2 separate regions of the Homo sapiens genome follow, and region 2 is linked to region 1. A link is a loop called in an ENCODE intact Hi-C map of the cell type or tissue named here. Cell type or tissue: PC-9. All regions are shown on one strand. Links, peaks and the distances in the headings refer to the core of each region. The heading gives the core; the rest is flanking DNA. Region 1 has its middle 250 kb from the start of MIR5702. Region 2 has its middle 320 kb from the start of MIR5702.

Region 1 (2,918 bases), core at 105-2,604:
ACTTCCCACATTGGTTCTGTTTCTCTGGTGTGTGTGCGTGTGTGTGTGTGTGTGTGTGTGTATACACACACACACACACACACACACACACACATACATATGGAGAGAGAGAGAGATTGTAAGGATTTGGCTCACACGACCATAGAGACTGAGAAGTCCCCGAATTTGCTGTGTGCAAGCAAAAGGCCCAGAAAAGCCAGTGGCGTAACTCCAGTTTGAGTGCAAAAGCTTGAGAGCCAGGGCACCAAAGGTGAAGATCCAAGTTCAAGGGTAGGACACCCATACCTGCACTCACAGACAGCCAGGAAGGGGGTGCGTCTTCCCTTCCTCCTCTTTTTGTTCTATTTAGGCCCTTAATGAATTGGATACTATCCTCTCACCCTAAGGAGTGCGATCTACCTTACTAAATTTACCAATTCAACTTGTCAAGGCTAATCTCATCTGGAACACCCCACAGACACACCCAGAAATAACACTTAACCTGGGTACCCTGTGGCCTAGTCAGGTTGACACACAAAATTAACCATCACAGGAATCAATTTCTGTGACTAGCCCCTTTCAAAACTTTTGTTACATACTTCCTGAAAAAGCTTTCAGCATCTCTTAGACAGTTTACGACATCATCTGAAACACAGAAATGACGCTTAAAAAGCAGCCATTTACTACAGGACCCTAGGTTCACCTGCCTCATGAATAATTCTACACTCCTGTTACTTATTTTCTAGGAAAAGATAAAAGGTGGTATTCATCCTTCCCTTTTTCCTCACACTGTAATATTACTTGTCAATTAACTTAATGCTCTGCTTACCCTTGAGGTAGCCTCAGGGTACTAGCAGATGTGTTTTGTTTAAAGGGTACGCTAAAACTACAAAAAAAAAACAGAAGTCATCTTAGCCTCTTCATTGCTTCTCTTAGTTAATGGCAGCACCATGCTCCCAGACACAGAAGACTAGAAACTGATAAACATCTTCAGTGTCTCCACATCTTTCACTTCAACATTAAATCAGAATTCTCAATGCCTTTGAAATCAAAGACACTGTTCAGTCCCACAGACACTGACCTCGCTCAAATTCCTTCTACCTCTAATGTTTAACTTCCTTAACCCAACTTCCAGGTAGGCCTCTGGAAAGACAAACAGCTACTTTCCCCATGTCTTCTTCCTCTTCTAAGAGGAGGGACACACATTTAATGAGTCAGACTCCAAGCATGTGCCTGGCCTACACATGCAGGGTTATTGTGGATTAATCATCACATCCACAGGTGTGGCTCTTTTCTTCTTTCTTTCTTTCTCCTTTTATGGCCAAGGAATAGCGAAGTGGCCCAAGCCTTTCTGCACAAGGAAGAGATCGAGTCATCTAGTTGTCTTGCTCTTTCATGTATATTTAAGCCATTAGACTCAAAAGTTATTGTCGTTGAGGCAAGTTGGATCACAGCATCCAAGTTACAGTCTAGGCTTAGGAACAGCAAGAAGGTTTCTTGGGCTTCTTGTCTACATGCCATGTTGCAAGCCCATCTTAACAGAGTTATTGGCATTGTGGAGTTGTTGACAAAAAGTCCAACCAAAAAAAAATATTATTTTGCTTTTCTTTGCATTTGACCCCAAGCATGAACATTTCCCTCAGCAACCTTACGAGATGAGTGGTTTTGATCTTGTGAAGATTAGTATACCAGACTACCAGTCCTAATGGTCCTCAAAATCATAAAAGACATGATCCTATTGTTCATATCCAATCACGCCAGATTCTTTTGTGAACCATCTGATGTCCTGCTTGCCTCCATTGGGTACTGCATGGCACTTAAGCCTATAGGATGTCATTTAAGACCATCCAATATCCAGGTTGAAATCTATCTTTACAATTTTTTTATACACTGACCCTGAACCCATGAATCCACCACCATGAACTTCTTAAATGGATCCTTCTTAGGCCTCCATGCGTATCTTATGTTGTTTCTCCTTCCAGGAAGCTTTCCCTAAATCTTGATTTTTCACTCACCATATTCAATTCTTCCATATTTATTCACTGAGTATCTTGTGTGTAGCAGCCACTGAGCCAGGTTTCATGGAGGTTTAAGGCATATAAGATATTCAGGCCGGGCGCGGTGGCTCAAGCCTGTAATCCCAGCACTTTGGGAGGCCAAGGAGAACAAATCATGATGTCAGGAGATCGAGACCATCCTGGCTAACACAATGAAACCCCGTCTCTACTAAAAATACAAAAAATTAGTCAGGTGTGGTGGCAAGTGCCTGTAGTCCCAGCTACCTGGGAGGCTGAGGCAGGAGAATGGCGTGAACCCGGGAGGCAGAGGTTACAGTGAGCCGAGATCGCCCACTGCACTCCAGTCTGGGTGACAGAGTGAGACTCCAACTCAAAAAAAAAAAAAAGATATTCAAAGTCCCACAAAATGTGTATATTTCCCAATTTTATTACTGAATGATAGGCCTCTTGGGGAAAGATACTAGTTTTATTCATTCCTGTATTCTTCCATTACCTTGAAAAGAGGCATATATACAGATGATTTTTATATAATTAGTTAAATACCATATTGTCACATGGGAAAGTCAGGCTTGGAGTCTAGAGTTGATAGCAAATTTGTAATATTAAGTAACATTTTTACTCTACTTATTTTGTCCCAAACACAGTCTGTTCCAAACAAATTGCATGCATTTCCCTCTCAACATCCCTATATGGCAGGTAATATTATTATTTCCATCTATACAGATGAGGAAACTGAAACAGATAGAGGTTAAACAACTTGCCCAAGGTGACACAATGGGCACGTGGAAAGCCAGACCATCCATGTTTATAGTGGAGGGATGGACAGTAGCTTTCTGTTTCACAGGATGGTTTCTGGAAGGCTCTAGTCTGACTATTTCTCTTGCCATTTCTTAGAAGAGTAGAGATCCAGGGACATACCAG
Region 2 (2,918 bases), core at 115-2,614, 73 kb before region 1:
ACCAACACAAAAAAGAAACCTGCAGAATGGGAGAAAATATTTTCAAACCATGTATCTGATAAAGGGTTATTATCCAAAATATACAAGGAACTCAACATCAAGAAAACAAATAAACCAATTTTTTAATTGGGCAAAGACCCTGATTAGATAGAGTTTGAATCTTGCACTGGTAATATACCAGAGCCCTATTAGTTTAGTGATTAGGTATGAGGATAGGAAACACTTTCTGTAATCATATGAAAAAGCTGAATAAACTTAAAGTGAACATTTTTTTAGACCCAAGTAAAAGGAAAGAATAATCACCCAGAGAAGTCTCCACAGAAAAGGCCTAGAGAAAAAGAATTTACCAGAACCTTATTCAAGCCAGGAAGACATCTGTCCCCAACTAGTCCTCTCTAGCTTTCCTGTCTCACTAGGGAAGGGAACCATGGAAAAATACTTGGGAAGATCACAGCCCAGAGACACAAGTCAAGAAAAATACCAAATCAAGGACACTAGAGAAAGTTAAAACCTCCAGTCCTACAGCTACAGCAAACAATAAACACAGCACAGTTACCAGCCATATTCATATAAATCATCACACTGAAGGCCCAGTTATCTCAGTTCCTGTTACCCGATGCAACATGTCCAGCTTCCAAGAAAAAAGGATAAGGCATTCCAAACCAAGAAAAAAAAAAAAGGAAAAACAGTCTTAAGAGGCGTAGTAAACAACAGAAACAGACTCAGACATGACACAGATGTTGGACTTATCAGGCAGGGATTTAAAATAATTATAATTAATGCATCAAGGGCTCAATGGGAAAAAAGTAGACAGCATTCAAGAACAGTTGAGTAAAGTAAGCAAAGAGAAAAAACCCTAAGAAAGAAACAAAGGGAAATGTTAGATATTAATTTCTTTGATAAGCACATTAATACTCTAGACATCAGGAGACAGAATTGCTAAGAAATAATCAAAAGCAAATTCTAGAATTTAAAAACAATATGAGAGTAATAAAAAATACCTTTAATGGGCTTGTTAATAGACTGAGAAAAGAATCAATGAGCTTGAAGGTATATCACTAGAAACTTCCCAAACTGAAATGCAAAGAGAGAAAAGACTAAATAAAACAGAAGAGAACATCCAAGAACTCTAGCAACAATTTCAAAAGGTGCAATGTGCAAACAATTAAAATACTAGAAGAAGAAAAAAGAATGGAGCATAAATATTTGAGGTGACAATGACCTAGCACATTCTAACATTAATCACCAACACCAAACCACAGATTCAGGAAGCTGAGCAAACACCAAGCAGGAAAAATATCAAAAAACTGACACCTAGCATGTACTATCCAAATTACAGAACACCAAAAACAGAGAAAAAGTTTGAAGGAACTAGAGGAAAAAAAATCTTACCTATAAGGAACAAGGATAAGAACTACAAATGTACCATAACTCACCTACCATCAAATATACAATTTGAACAGCTCTATAGCTATCAAGAAAATTTAACTCATAATTTTAAAACCCCTAAAAATGGGATCTCCAGACTCAGAGTTTCAGTGGAGTTTTATCAAAGATTGAAAGGAGAATTAACACCAATTCTACATAATCTCTTCTAGGAAATAAAAAAAAGTGAACACTTTCCAATTAATCTTAGGAAGTTAGCATTACTTTGATACCCAAAACAGAAAAACATAGTACAAAAAATGAAAACTACACACCAACATGTCTCATAAATGTAGATATAAAAATCCTTAGCAAAATACTATCAAAAAGAATTCAGCAATATATAAAAATAATTATGCATGATAACAAAGTAGGATTTATTACAGATAATTTAAGCTTGTTCAACACTGGAAAAACAACCATTGTAGTTTACCTCATCAACAAGCTAGAAAAGAAAAGTAATATCATAACATCAATTAATACCAAAAAAGCATCTAACAAAATCCAACATTCATTCATATTGTAAAACTTCTCAGCAAACTAAGAATAGAGGAGAATTTCCTCAACTTAATAAAAAAAAATCTATTTGAAAAAAACAAATCCCTACAGATGACATCATACATATAATGAGAAACTAGACATTTTCTTCCTAAGGAGGGAAAGAAATTAGGCCAGAATGGGGTTTGAATCATGATCCCAAAAGGCACACTCCCAAACTCCATACTCTCTAATGTTGAAATCTTCTCTAAAGATCAAAATCTCTAAAGCCCAGATCCTTGTAATCTAAAATCCCTACCATGTAAAATCCCCAAAATCACAATCCCAAAAGATTAAAATCCCTAATGTTGAAATCCTAAAAGCTGGATTCTGGAGGAAGATTAGTGTGTTTTCAGCTGTACACACAATTAGTTGCTGAATGTTAGACACAACTATTACTTTGTTGTTGTCTTTATTTGCCAGTTAAGTATAATTTAAGGAGATATATATGGGTGCCAAACTGACAGTAGGTAGATTTGTGAACTTAATTTTAGGTGTCAACTTGAATGGATAAAGGAACACCTAGAAACGGAATAAAGCATAATTTTGGGTGTGACTGTGAGGGTGTTCCCAGGAAAGATTAGTATGTGAGACCAGGTAAACTAAGCGGGGAAGATCTGCCCTCAGTGCTGGCAGGCACCATCTAAACGGACAGAGTCCCGGAGAGAACAAACACTGAAGGCAAACTCTGAGAGCTGGGACAGATTTCTTCTGCTGTCTAGGACATCAGAAATTTGATTCCATTAAAGTACATTATCACAATGATGACTTTGTATGCAAGCATTGTGTGTATACGTGAAAACATTGAAACTTTCTCAATAAATGAAGAGATGTTCTTTCTATACAATTGCATTTGTGAAAGATAAAATTTCTTGAGATCTCACCTCTTTGGACAAATGGTGGTGACACACAGCAGTTTTTGATCATCCCATTAAAAGGTTGTTCACTACAGTATT

The links. Hi-C counts contacts between places; a loop is a spot of excess contacts. Peaks named below come from ENCODE experiments on the same cell type or tissue, not always from the same donor. Only the 100,000 strongest peaks of a DNase experiment are listed, where the experiment ranks them.
Region 2: a loop joins it to region 1, with 4 times the contacts of the local background. A loop is called at or near these places in 2 of 110 quality-filtered maps.

The regions. Positions count from the first base shown.
Region 1 is chr2:226,410,741-226,413,658 of GRCh38, forward strand. No RefSeq gene overlaps it. Among named protein-coding and RNA genes, the nearest start is that of MIR5702, 250 kb to the right of the region's middle. In PC-9, for the core only: no CTCF peak of the experiment used is centred there; a DNase peak (open chromatin) is centred at 1,201; H3K27ac peaks cover 1,909 bases.
Region 2 is chr2:226,337,787-226,340,704 of GRCh38, forward strand. No RefSeq gene overlaps it. Among named protein-coding and RNA genes, the nearest start is that of MIR5702, 320 kb to the right of the region's middle. In PC-9, for the core only: no CTCF peak of the experiment used is centred there; a DNase peak (open chromatin) is centred at 1,255; H3K27ac peaks cover 1,209 bases.